Regions from separate parts of the Homo sapiens genome. Here region 1 is linked to region 2. The links are chromatin contacts, found by Hi-C in ENCODE. All regions are on one chromosome and are shown on one strand. The core of a region is the stretch at or near the end of the contact, and the rest is flanking DNA. Distances in the headings are between cores, read along the strand shown.

Region 1 (6,808 bases), core at 1,426-3,925, 52 kb before region 2:
CTCATGACCCAAACACCTCCAACTAGGCCCTACCTCCAATACTGGAGATCACATTTCAACATGAGATTTGGAGGGGATAAATATCCAAAACTACATCAACACCTCTCTTGGTGCTGAAGACCACCCTTGCCTCTTGCCCTCTCAGATCCCACTTCCACGTTGGTATCCCTTCCCTCACTTGGTCAGCATCAAGGCCTTTCTACGTCTGCCTCACCCCTAGCCCAGGGGTAGCCACGCTGCACACATCAGCTTCTTCTAACCCTGCTTTCAAGTGCACATTTAAATTAGTGGCTCAGTTGTGAAGTAGGCAACACAGATTTCCAGGCTCCCCATTCTGCGTCATTTTCCCCTTTCTTTCTGGCTTCTCCCCCATATCAAGCTTCCAAGGTCTTTTTGTTTGGAAACATACCAATGCTACCCAAAGGATGTTTTTTTCAATTATTTATATTTGATCTGAAGGTCCATTCTAGTAAGGATAAGTCCTCACATTAAATGCATACAATTTGCCTGTGGGACTTTGGTATGGTTATGGCTGTCATACATTCTCCCTTCTTAGCCCAGTGTGGGTGTGCCCAGACTCCACTACTGGTTGCTGATAGAGCACCATTCTCTTTCTCAATTTAAAGCAATTAAAGAGCCCATTTCTACCCAGCACCACTCTGGTGTTGTGGCCCAGTCTATGACCCTTAATCCTATTTTACCAATAGGTGAAACCACAATAATAGCTAGCATTTTCTCAGTGCTTTACATTTATTAATTTATATATTACTTATACAAGTTATATGTAACTTACACTTGGTAGTTATACAAGGTAGATTCTATTATCCTAATTTTACAGGTGATAAAATTGAGGTACAGAAAGGCTACATACTTGTTTAAAGTCAGTAAGAGGTGGTAGGTTTCAAACCCACTCAATCTGGCTTCACAGTCCATATACTGGCACTCGATAAATGCCACATATCCTCTGGGCCAAGCTTAAATATCGCCCTTTCGGTTCTTTTTCTGCCTTATACGATGGGACAAATCTCTACCCTCTGCACCCTCATTAACCTGTACATGCCTCTATAGTAGTCCTCATCTCATTGCACAGGGTTATTTTACAAGAATGCTTTCTAGTTAGATGTGCCTTGAAGGTGAGACCATGCTTCCTTTTGGTATCTCAGTACAGTGCATGGCAGGCTATATAAATTCTACAAATGTTGGCTGAATAAATCAAACTTTTCCTGGTTCCTTCCGCATCCTTCAAAACTCCTATTCTATATCTCTTTCTAATAGGTTGCTGTATGATTTGTACATTTTTTCTTTAAATCAATGCATCAGTATCAATGGCTGATTAGAGTTCAAGTTTTGATGGGGAACTTTAATGCCTTAATAGGATATAATAGCTAAGGGTGGGAGGTTTAGGCACTGTGATACAATGGCAGGGGAGAGATTCGTCATCAGCTGGTATGAGCCTGAGGCTAAAATCTTACCTTGTAACTGGCTATTCGTTCTGTCCATTCTTAGGGCATAACTTGGTTACAATAACTGGAAGTTAGTGAATTTATTTCCTTTTCGTAAAATGAGAGATTTGAACCAAATGATGTCAGTGTTCCTCTTCAGCTCAAAATTCTGTATTTGTAGGAAATTATAGAAGTAAATAAATATATTTTGAGAAGCTGATAAAAATAGGTGGAATTAATGCAGGAGTTTCTAGGAAATTGTATAAAATGTTAGTGGTAAAAGTGTCATCTGAAACTACTTGGAAAGAAATGTATTTACAGAGTTAGGTATGTGCAAAATTAAATATTTACAAGGCTATGTGTAAGCATTAAAGTAAAAACATGGTTCCGAATATGGTAAGGATGAAGAACTTGATTTCATAATAAATACTGAATTACTATACTTCCTTCTTGGGAACACCAGCCAAGGGTTAGAAATTTTAAGGATAAAGCCATTTTAAAAATTATTGCTAGAAAGTTTTCATTTTACAAAAATTACCTAATTTGCTGTTCATACCAAGATAGAGTTTGTGTTTATATAAACAACATAAATTTAAATTAGATTTTTAAAAAAGTTCTTAATTGGTAGTGTAAGGTCCCCTCTGTGCATCTTCTAAGTGGTTTACATGGAAATATTCTTGAAAAAGCCCAAATAGATGAATAGTTGCCACAGCCTTGCAGTGCTATGCAATTCAAGTTTTAAGAAGATTTGAAAAAAGATAGGGTGGGAGAAGGAAACAGACATTCATTAAGTATGTCGACCAGTCATGTTCCAAGCATTGTGCTGGGTAGTTTACATATGCTGTTCCATTTAACATGCACAGTCACTTTGCCTGGTGTTTATACCATCCCCACTTAAAAATTTAGAGACTAAGTCTGTTCCTTCTTCCTAATGCTACTGTTTATTTCCTTTCTTTTCTCTTGAACACGGGCATTTTATGTTTTTAGGACAAGTTATTCTAAATAATAAAAAGAGCAACAACCGCTGTTTATTGGGCATTTTCTATGTACTAGGCATTGTGACAAACATTTTACAAAAATTTCATAATTTACTCTTTATACCAATCCTTTGAGGTGGGGATTACTTCACAAGAACAGAGAGATTAGATACCTTGTGCTGAATTACATGTCTAGCAAGCAGTGGAGTGGGGTTTGAAACTGGAACCATTGACTCCAGCCGCTCTACACTAGTGTCTCTGTGGTTTCCATGTGGTCCACTCAATACTGTGATGAGCTGGTTCACAGGAATGTCAATAAGAAAGAAAAATAATGATGTAAATAACAAAGTATGTCATGAAAACCATTTAATGTTGGTTAATTAAATTATACAACATCTGTGGAGCTGGAAAAGAAAAATTTCAGGTTTTACAAATAGTGCCTAATAAAACAATTGAAAACACAGTAAGCATGATTTTATCAGAGTTGAAAGTACACAAAGTGCACACAAAAATTCAGAAGTACCTTTAGTCCACGTTGTATTTTCTTCCTGTTTAGTCACTTCCTTTAGGGAAATATTGACAAATCCCTTACAGCCCCCCATTTAAAACAGTTTAACCAGTAGATTCTTGAAATTCTGAACAGGGTCTTTAGTGATTAATTAATTGAATGCTTTTTATATTCGATTCTTATTCTCTCTGTGAGGCACAGCTCTAATGTTTATAAACCTAACTTTGTTCAACCCCCAATAAAGATAGGTTGGCCTAGTATACACGGAAATAGGATGTCTTACATTGAAAGTGCCTTTATTATGTACATTTTATGCTGTTCTTTTCTTTCAATTTCTCTTTCTCCAGCTTTTCTCTTATACAGTTCCTTAAACTTACTTCTCCATTCTTCTTTCTGGTTTTTCTCAAATCTTTGTTCACTTCCTCAAAAATAAAACTGAAGTCATTCTCCAAGGGTTCTTTCTGGTCCTGTGTCTGTACTTCCACCTTAGAGTCAGTAGTCTCTTATGTAAGTTTCCGTATCCTGACTCTAACTTCCCTGAACAAGCTCTTAACTTTCTCCTTTCTCTCTCTCCTTTTCTTATTTTTTTTTTGTTGTTATCAATTGTCTTTGATAGAAGTTTGTCTTTTTAAAAAACATTTTTATTCCACTCTCCTTGTCCTTTAATTGCTTCTGCCCATTTGGTTGGCAAGACTGAATAGCCCATTTCTGCTTCTCGTTTTCTGTATGCTTCAAATTAAAGAAAGTGTTAATTTTAAACCTGATCCCCTTTCTGTCAATCTCCTCTTCTCCCAAGAATGGAGGCTTGGCTTCTATTGGCTTATGGTACCCTTGTTTCTTCCTGGGTGATTATAGAATAATGGGCATCAGATTGACCTGGAGAATTTTCCCATATGTCTGATCTTCCCATTTCTTTTACATCTACTCTGATATCCTGGGAATAGGGTGGTATAGGGGGTGAACAGCAGACACAAGGTTTTTTTGACAAAGCTCCATGTGATTTTCCTGCTGAGACCTTCTCTCTTCCAGCCTACCACTGATTGGGATCCTCTACTCCAGAAGCTCCTACTTCCTGGGTAAGACATAGATACATGTGTTTAAGGCAGGATTCTGCCAGTTGATGAATGAGCCATCAGTTTAGCAAGCAGTGAGCGGAGTGCTTTAGGGGGCAAGATGTGAGTGGTGCATGAAAGGGATCATATGCCTCTTTTCCATTTGCTACCAGGAAATTCATGTAGGGTTGAGCCAAGATTCATTCTATTATTAAGTTGGTGCAAATGTAATTGCGGTTTTTGTTATTAAAAAAATGGCAAAAATTACAATTACTTTGCATTAACTGAATACAATCAATAGTAATTCTTCATACTGCATTTCTGCATACTTACTTAAATTTCAAGTGAAAAACACACACACAAAATGTTGTTCTGAGTTCACATAGCCTTTGGTTTGCATACAGAGTCTGCCCTAAATTCTCCAAGAATTGGAAGTCCACTGCGTCCAAAGAAATATACTGAAACAAATAATCTTCAGGCAATGCCTAGAGATGTGTCTACCAGTTTCTCTGACTTGGACTAGAGCCTTGGATAAAAGTAAAAAAGAGACATTGTCCATTTCCAGTGAAATTGAAGGACTCAACACCAGTATCTGATGATGTATCAAGTCAACTATATCCTCCAGAAGAACAGGAAGAACTTGATTTTTTATTTGATGAACAGACGCAACAAATAGAAGAAAAAGAAACACATTTACTGATTGGTCTCGTAATGATTCAGATTATGAAATTGATGAGCTGAATTTCAACAAGATGTTGATTTGAACTCAGCTATCATTTTACCTGAGAAAACATCCTGGATAAGATCAAACAGGCAACCACAGGTTTCAGGCAAAAATGGCCTATGTCATTATGAATAAGACTTGTGGATGGAAGAGGATGAAAACAAACATACAGCCATAAAGAAATCGACACGCTGATCTAAAATTCACATGGAAATCCAAGGGAACCAGAATAGCCAAAATAATCTTGAAAAAAATGAATGAAGTTGAAAGACTCGTACCTCCTGATTTTAAAACTTACTATAAAGTTAAAGTTATCAAGACAGTGTGGTACTGGCATAAAAACAGACATATAGGTCAGTGGAACAGAATTAAGAGTCCAGAAACAAACCATGTGGTCAACTGATTTTTTACAAGGATGCTAAGACTATTTAATGGGACAGAAGACTGTAGTCTTTTCAACAAATGGTGCTGGGACAACTGGATAGCCACAAACAAAAGAATGAAATTGGATTCTTACCACACACAATATACAAAAATTAATTCAAAGTGGATGAAACACCTAACTCAAAGAGCCTAAAACTATAATACTCTTAGAAGAAAACATAGGCATAAGTCTTTTTGAACTTGGTTAAAACATTTATGACACCAAAAGCACAAATGACAAAAGAAAAAAATGGATTAGATTTCATAAAAATTTAAAATTTTCAGCCAGGTGGTGGCTCATGCCTGTAATTCCAACACTTTCCGAGGCAGGGGGATCACTTGAGCCCAGGAGTTCAAGACAAGCCTGGGCAACATGGAGAAACCTCATCTCTACAAAAAAATTTAAAAATTAGCTGGGTGTAGTGGTGTGTACCTGTAGTCCCAGGTACTCAGGAGGCTGAGGTGGGAGGATCAATTGAGCCCACGTGGTCAAGGCTGCAGTGAGCTATTATCATGCTGCTGCGCTCCAGCCTGGGTGACAGAGAGAGACCCTGTCTCAAAGAAAATACAAATTAAAAACTTTCGTACTTCAAAAGACACCATCAAGAAAGTGAAAAGGCAACCCAAGAATGCGAGAAAATATTTGCAAGTCATGTCTGATAAGGGAATTAAATGCATAAACAACTTTTACAACTCAATAATAAAAAGACAAATAACTCAATTTAAAAATGGGCAAATAATCTGAATAGATATTTCTCAAAAGGAGATTTACAAGTGAACAATAGCACATGAAAAGATGTTTGGCATCATTAGCCACCAGGGGAGTACAAATAGAAACCACAATGAGATACCACACTACCTAGCACTGGCTGGCATAGCTATAATCAAAATGACAGATACTAACAAGTTTTGGCAAGGATGGAAAGAAATTGAAACACTCATAACCTGGTGGTGGGAATGTAAAATGGAAAACAGTCTGGCAGTTCCTCAGAAGGCTAAACATAGTTATCCAGCACCTCTTATCATAGGTATATACCCAAGAGAAATGAAAATATGTGTCTAAACAAAAACTTGTACATGAATATTCTTAGCAGCATTGTGAAAGTGGAAAGAACTCCAATGTATACCAACTGATGAATGGATAATTAAAATGTGGTATATCCATGTAATGGAATATTATTTGGCAATAAAAACAAATGAAGTACTGATACATACTACAACATGAAAACCATATGCTAAGTGAAAGAAGCCACTCACAAAGGACAACTTATTGTATGATTCCATTTATATGAAATGCCCAGAATAAGGCAAGCCATAGAGACATAGAGCTGGTGGTGGGGAGCAGGCAGAGAGGAAATGGGGAATCAATGCTAAGGTTTCTTTTTTGTGGTGATGAAAATGTTCAAAATTGATTATGTTGATGGTTACACAGCCCTGCTTATACACTAAGAACCCCACGGAATTGAATACTTTAAATGGATAAATTATATCATATTTGAATCGTATCTTAATAAAGCTGCTACAAAAATTTTTTAAATTGCTGTTATGTTTATATAGAATAAGTCCCATAAAAATGTTCTGAAGACATTTTTCTGTGTAGAATATTAAGCCAATACTAGTGACAGCAGGCTGATGCCAAAATATTCATATATATTAAACTAGAATGCTGGAGAAAGCTTAAG
Region 2 (6,586 bases), core at 879-3,378:
GATACTGGTACCAAAACAGAGATATAGACCAATGGAACAGAACAGAGCCCTCAGAAATAATACCACCGCACATCTACAACCATCTTATCTTTGACAAAGCTGACACATACAAGCAATGGGGAAAGGATTCCCTATTCAATAAATGGTGTTGGGAAAACTGGCCAGCCATATGCAGAAAACTGAAACTGGAGCCCTTCCTTACACATTACACGAAAATTAACTCAAGATAGATTAAAGACTTAAACCTAAGACCTAAAACCATAAAAACCCTAGAACAAAACCTAGGCAATACCATTCAGGACATTGGCATGGGCAAAGACTTCATGTCTAAAACACCAATAGCAATGGCAACAAAAGCCAAAATGGGATTTAATTAAACTAAAGAGCTTCTGCACAGAAAAAGAAACTATCATCAGAGTGAACAGGCAACCTACAAAATGGGAGAAATGTTTTGCAATCTATCCATCTGACAAAGGGCTAATATCCAGAATCTATAAAGAACTTAAAGAAATTTACAAGAAAAAAAACAAACAACCCCATGAAAAAGTGAGCAAAGGATATGAACAGACACTTCTCAAAAGAAGACATTTATGCAGCCAAGAAACATATGAAAAAAAGCTCATCATCACTGGTCATTAGAGAAATGCAAATCAAAACCACAATGAGATACCATCTCACGCCACTTACAATGGCGATCATTAAAAAGTCGGGAAACAACAGATGCTGGAGAGGATGTGGAGAATTAGGAATGCTTTACTCTGTTGGTGGGAGCATAAATTAGTTCAACCATTGTGGAAGACAGTGTGGTGATTCCTCAAGGATCTAGAACTAGAAATACCATTTGACCCAGCAATCCCATTTCCCAAAGGGTTATAAATCATTCTACTATAAAAACACATGAACACGTATGTTTATTGTGGCACTATTCACAATAGCAAAGACTTGGAACCAACCCAAATGTCCATCAGTGATAGACTGGATAAAGAAAATGTGGCACATATATACCATGGAATACTATGCAGCCATAAGGGAGGATGAGTTCATGTCCTTTGCAGGGACATGGATGAAGCTGGAAACCATCGTTCTCAGCAAACTAACACACGAACAGAAAACCAAACATTGCACGTTCTCACTCATAAGTGGGAGTTGAATAATGAGAACACGTGGACACAGGGAGGGGACCATCACACACCGGGGGCCTGTCAGGGGGTGAGGGGCTAGAGGAAGGATAGCATTAGGAGAAATACCTAATGTAGGTGACGGGTTGTTGAGTGCAGCAAACCACCATGGCACATGTATACCTATGTAACAAAACTGTATGTTCTGCACATGTACCCCAGAACTTAAAGTATAATAAAAAATTAATAAAGAAGGTCAGTTATATCATGTTTAACAGGATCAGCAGCAGCTTTGTAAGTGACTTTACAGAGACTAATAAGGGATTTGATCTTTCTTTTTTGTTATCGAGGCTTTTGAAATGTGGAACTTGTGTATTCTGCTTTGTTTATTTATTATCTTTTCAGACTCAGTCTATATTTTATGCTGAGTTTTGAAAATGAAATACTTTATGTGAACCGGCAAAACTGGTACCAAAGGGAAACATTAACCATTTGGAAGAACATTTCTGTAAGGGGAACAGGTGACAATATACACGTGTGCTAACTGTAAAATGAGCATCTTAATCCTTAAAGCAAATCAGAATTGAATACGAATAATCTTTTCGTCAATGAAATAAACACAGCTCTTTGAGGATTTGAGACTACATTTACCCTTTATTCATAGTCGCTTACAGTTTTGCTTTTCTCTGCATTTCTCTGCTGTAAGATGACTGTTGCATTGTTGAATTGTATTTTGAGTGGATATTTTTGTTTGGTAATAATTAAAATTTTAAATTGTAAAAAAAAAAGAAATGTAAACCAGCCTGAGTTCAATTATTTACAGCCTCTCACATCAGGTGAGATGGCGCACTCCTAAGTTGAAGACAGTGTTCCAGGGCAAGTCAATCAGATATCAAAAGCATGATTTCTGCAGACCTGAGACCATGTCTTCTGCATATTCCAATTTCACTTTCAGAAACTGCCAAGTCACAAGCCACGTCTACTAAGGGAATGACACAACATTATGAAACCTCCACCATAGCATGAGCAAGTCAAACAGGTTTCTTACATAATAAAAGCTTTGCCATCTCACCCAGGGCTTGACTCCTTGTCAGCCCCTCCACCCCCAGAAAAAAACACTGAGATATTTGGACAGCTGGGTGTGACCCAAGCTTGGGGCATGGGGCAATGTTCAGGTCAAGGAAGTGGGAGGCCAACTTTACCATGGCTTAGAGGCCCTGGAATATGTCGGATACAAAGGAGAGGAAATGCTTAGAGACCCCTGGTTCCAACTCCATCAGAGTGTACTTGGGGAAGTTCTGGGTCTAGACCTATCTCGATCCTGTGGAACTGCAGAACTCACTAATCTCCTGGAATTTTCTGAACTGTCTTCAGCTCTCTATCAGGTCATAAGGGTTGGAGCTTCTCCCTAAGGACTTTCCCAATGCCCAGAACTAAGAGAAGCTGCATGTAGAGCTTTCACCCACAATAAACAACTTGCATAACAGGGCAGGTCTAAATTTCCTGAAGGAAGGAAGAACCAAGGGCCAAGAAAGATACAGATAAGTTTTCCAGCTGGAAAAGAAATATCCTTCTATGCCAGACTAAGGCAAAAACAAACTAAAAATTTACCCAAACCTTTCCACACAAACATTTCACTCATTTTTCATTCTGAACTGCTAGGATAATCATAGGGCACTCATATTACATGTGAGGTCTGGGTGAAAAGAGCTAATCAGTTCTATAAAATATATGATCTCTCTCCAGGTACAGTGGCTCATGCCTGTAATCCCAACAATTTGGGAGGCCAAGGCAGGTGGATCACTTGAGCCCAGGAGTTCAAAACCAGCCTGGGCAACATAGTGAAACCCTACCTCTGAAAAAAAAAAAAAAATTAGCTGTGGTGGCATGCACCTGTAGTTCTAGCTACTTGGGAGAAGTGGGAAGATCACCTGAGCCTTGGGAGGTTGAGGCTGCAATAAGCCATGATTGCACCAGCCTGGGTGAAATATATACATGATCTCTCTACTTTCCTGAGTCTTCTTATTCAAATGAAACTGGCTCTTAGTCCGGACGGATCACTTCTGATATATGATCTAAAATGATGAGTGTTTTTATGTTGGGAAAATTAATCAGGATGTTATTTTTGACATCGCATTGAAAGAGACAGAATTTAAGACATATCAAGAAGGCAAATAACTCCATTTTACAAGAGTTTGCTTTTGCAGTTTTAGTGGAAGGAGCGTTACTGAACAGGTGGATTTCTATCTCAATAATGAGAACTCATATCCAATATTATCCTTGGCATTTTGAACACATTATCTCTAACTTTCACAACAAATCTGCAAGTTAGTCATTATTGTCCATTGCAGGGATGAAGAAACCTGGGTTCAGAAAGGTAACTTTGGCTAGGAAGGGAGAGGTGGACTGGGGACAGGCCTGCTACCTCAAAGCACCAACTCTTTAACTCTTTTCATTACACCATGATGTTTTTCCCTAAAGGAAAGAAATAAGTCTAGACTGAAAGCATCTTCTGGTTTAGGTAATTCAGATTAGACCCAATCCTTCCTTAGAAACTTAACCCAACCCCTTGCCAAATGGTAGGTAGTTTGGAGATGAAATCACACTACCTTTAAGGGTCAAAGTGTCATGTTTTATACATTTTTGGTTTTTTTTTCCCCTCTTGCTTCAGTGCAATAAATCACAGCAGTTCAGGCGTAAAATTACCTGCAATTTGTGAGCAGGTCTTAGACGCATGCTGTTGAGAGCAGTGCCCAGCCCACCCAGGCTTTGCACTGAAGGATCTAGTCCAGAGAAGCTCCACAGAGAGTCTACTGCCCTCTTCAGGGATAGTTCCTGTATTTACACAGTCTTTCCTTTTGTGCAAAAAGAGCCAACTCATGGGCTAACCAGCAGCCATTCTCTTCCTGCTCAGTCTATCAACGGGTAAACTCCTGGAGGGCAGGATCTAGATTTGATTTATCTTTGCTTCTCCCATGCAACACTTGCCTGAGCTCTGCTGGCTTCTGGGGCTCTTTTGCTCCAACAAGTGATGCTACACACCAGGAGGTGAAGTTCACCAAGTAATTCATACATCCCTGTTCTCAAGAAACTGATACTCTAAAGAGGTAATATAAAACCATCAGGAAAAAAAAACAGCTAATGTTTGAATCTGGGGATATAAGTGTTAACTTGTATGTGTGCCAGAGTCCTCAGGACGCCTCATGCAAGAGGAGAAACTTGGAGAATGGATAGGATTGGGGTAGGTGGGAGGCATGGTGGATGAGGGGAGCAAACACAGGAAGTAGAGGGCAGAGGAAATTATGGTAGGTGGAGGAAATAGCATCTCTCTCAGCATTACTGGTGCTTTCTTTCTACTAGCCCTCTTTAGTCATAACCATTCATGTTGGGCCTCTCCACAAGTTTCCATTGTATTTCCCTGTCTTTGTACAGGAGCCCTGATGATGTGGAGGGGAAGCAGTCTGTAGTCCCGTGACTAGGTCTCAGTCTGCTAGTGACACTGTGAGTCAGGGCTGTGGCCTTCCCAGGTGCTTCTGTTTTTCCCCGTTAGGTTAGACAGGATAGCTACAGGGTGCTGGAGTTGCGTATTTCCATTCCCCTAGGTCAGTTAGGCTCTACCAGAACCCCAGCTGGTTAGGTTCTGGAAAGTAGCTTCCCTTGAGGGAGACCCCATTAGAAGAACAGAATGCTCTGGCATATTTCAAAATGGTGACTTTCTCCTGATGTACAGGGAGTTTTGCTCAGATCTTCACTGATAATCTGGTGGCATTCCTGGAGGTAGCACTCGCAGAGTTGTGGGGCACCCCCTTAAGATTGGCTCCTACTGGAGTTTTCACCTCCCAAACTTGTCCACACTGAGCCTTCAGCAATACATCAATATGGTTTAGTATTGGTACCTGGCTCCCACAGAGGTTTCTTCTCTGGTAAACTGTGACTTTCTGTATTCACCTGTCTGCCTCTCCCTAATTTTGGGAGCATTGGTTTGCCCTGTGACCTCAGTTCTCTGTTGGATCTAAGAAAACTTGTTGAGTTTCAGTCTGTTCAGCCTTTTTGTTGTTCTGAGTACCAGAGTGATGACTCCCAGACTCCTTTTATGCTGCACTTGAAAGCAGCACTTTCCTGCAGTGTGTTCTGCAAAACATGAGTTTATCTATAGAGTTCTACACAAGGTTAGAGTTCAACAGCAGCAGGGGCCCATGTTCAAGGAGCTTTGAGAAATAGAGGTGTCTTTACAGCAGCTCTTTTCAGTGCCTTTATTATATCAATATGTATTTAATTACACTTTATGGGACAATCGATTGCATTGTTTCCTAAATGGATTTGACCATGAAGTTCTTTTGGGGAAGAGTGTTTCAGAAAACCATCTTCCTCAGAATTGGGGAAATGCTGCCTTACAGTTTTTCTAAATACCTTCTCCTTGCCTGAGGTTGCTGCTTCTTTGTGGGCCAGTTGACATAATCAGTCCTATCTATGTTCATTCATCCACAGATACTTACTAACTCTCCATTACGTGCCTGGCAGTGTGATAGGTCTGATGGGGGATACTAAGTGTTTAAGACATGGTAGCTTTTAGATTTACAGTCTGGTATGGAAAGTAAGACAGACATGCACAGAAATAACTAGTTCTGGAGACTTCAAAGAAAGAAAGGCTCCCTTAATATTTCTACTATTTACAAAAGGTGAATCAAATTAGAGAACCAAAACAGAAAATAATTTTTTTAAATGAAAGCTGTTTACTTTCCACATTTCACTGAGGTGCCAAGTTGGCTTCAAGAGTGAAAAAGTCTTGTAGATCAGGTTTCTTGGCAGAACATCAGTCTGTACAACACTGCCCACGACCTGCCATCTTGTTCACCGACCCGTGCTCATCGCAACATCTCCTCACGGAGTTTCCAGGGGTCTCGGTGGACAGCATCAGCAGGCAGGAAATAAAGGGCTGGGTGGACTCACCCAACCAAAATCTTGTTTTCGGCAAGTGTTAGGGCTTTGTGGAGAAGTGATGCGGGATCTGTGGCACCATCCACCTGTCAGCCTCTTGTCTGCCTTTTGGACAGAGCCTTTCCTTTCCTGGCTAAAGGACTCATCCTTTCAGAACATGCCTCCAGCTTCTAATGATGAACAATACAAGAAAACAAAAGACAGCTGCCTTGGCTCCAGGCACAAGCATCCAGAAGGAACCAAAAACTGGCAATGAGTCACCAGCTCGTGAATTACCAAGAAAAGTGGTTTTTGTATGCAGGCAGGCAGTTTAGTGCAACCTGAGAGAGCTCAGAAGATGCTGCCCCAGCTCTTCCCCTGCTTGGCCCTCACTCAGTTGCAACTGGGCCTGAAATCCACCCTCAGGCAGGCATTTTTTATTTTCTCAAGCAGTTTTTCTCTGAAAGTCATCTTTTTTAAAAGCAAATACTTAAGGGGGGGAGGATGTAATTTTAATGCTATAGTCTTCTCATGGCTGTTATCAAGTGGCA

What was found. A loop is a pair of places that touch in the nucleus more often than their neighbours do. Pooled maps may share reads with other maps.
Region 1: a map of body of pancreas shows a loop between it and region 2 (4-fold over the local background). The contact joins two enhancer-like sites. A Hi-C loop is called at or near these places in 3 of 168 maps with a recorded cell type or tissue (Right ventricle myocardium superior, body of pancreas and psoas muscle) and 5 of 50 pooled maps.

Annotation. Positions count from the first base shown.
Region 1 is chr7:106,310,861-106,317,668 of GRCh38, forward strand. It overlaps the pseudogene LARP1BP2. Among named protein-coding and RNA genes, the nearest start is that of NAMPT-AS1, 29 kb to the left of the region's middle. RefSeq lists a silencer at 2,574-2,713. Within about 2 kb of position 2,676, at least 5 of the 41 ENCODE cell types and tissues checked have a DNase peak (open chromatin) inside an H3K27ac peak, as active enhancers do.
Region 2 is chr7:106,363,288-106,369,873 of GRCh38, forward strand. No RefSeq gene overlaps it. Among named protein-coding and RNA genes, the nearest start is that of NAMPT-AS1, 81 kb to the left of the region's middle. Within about 2 kb of position 2,129, at least 5 of the 41 ENCODE cell types and tissues checked have a DNase peak (open chromatin) inside an H3K27ac peak, as active enhancers do.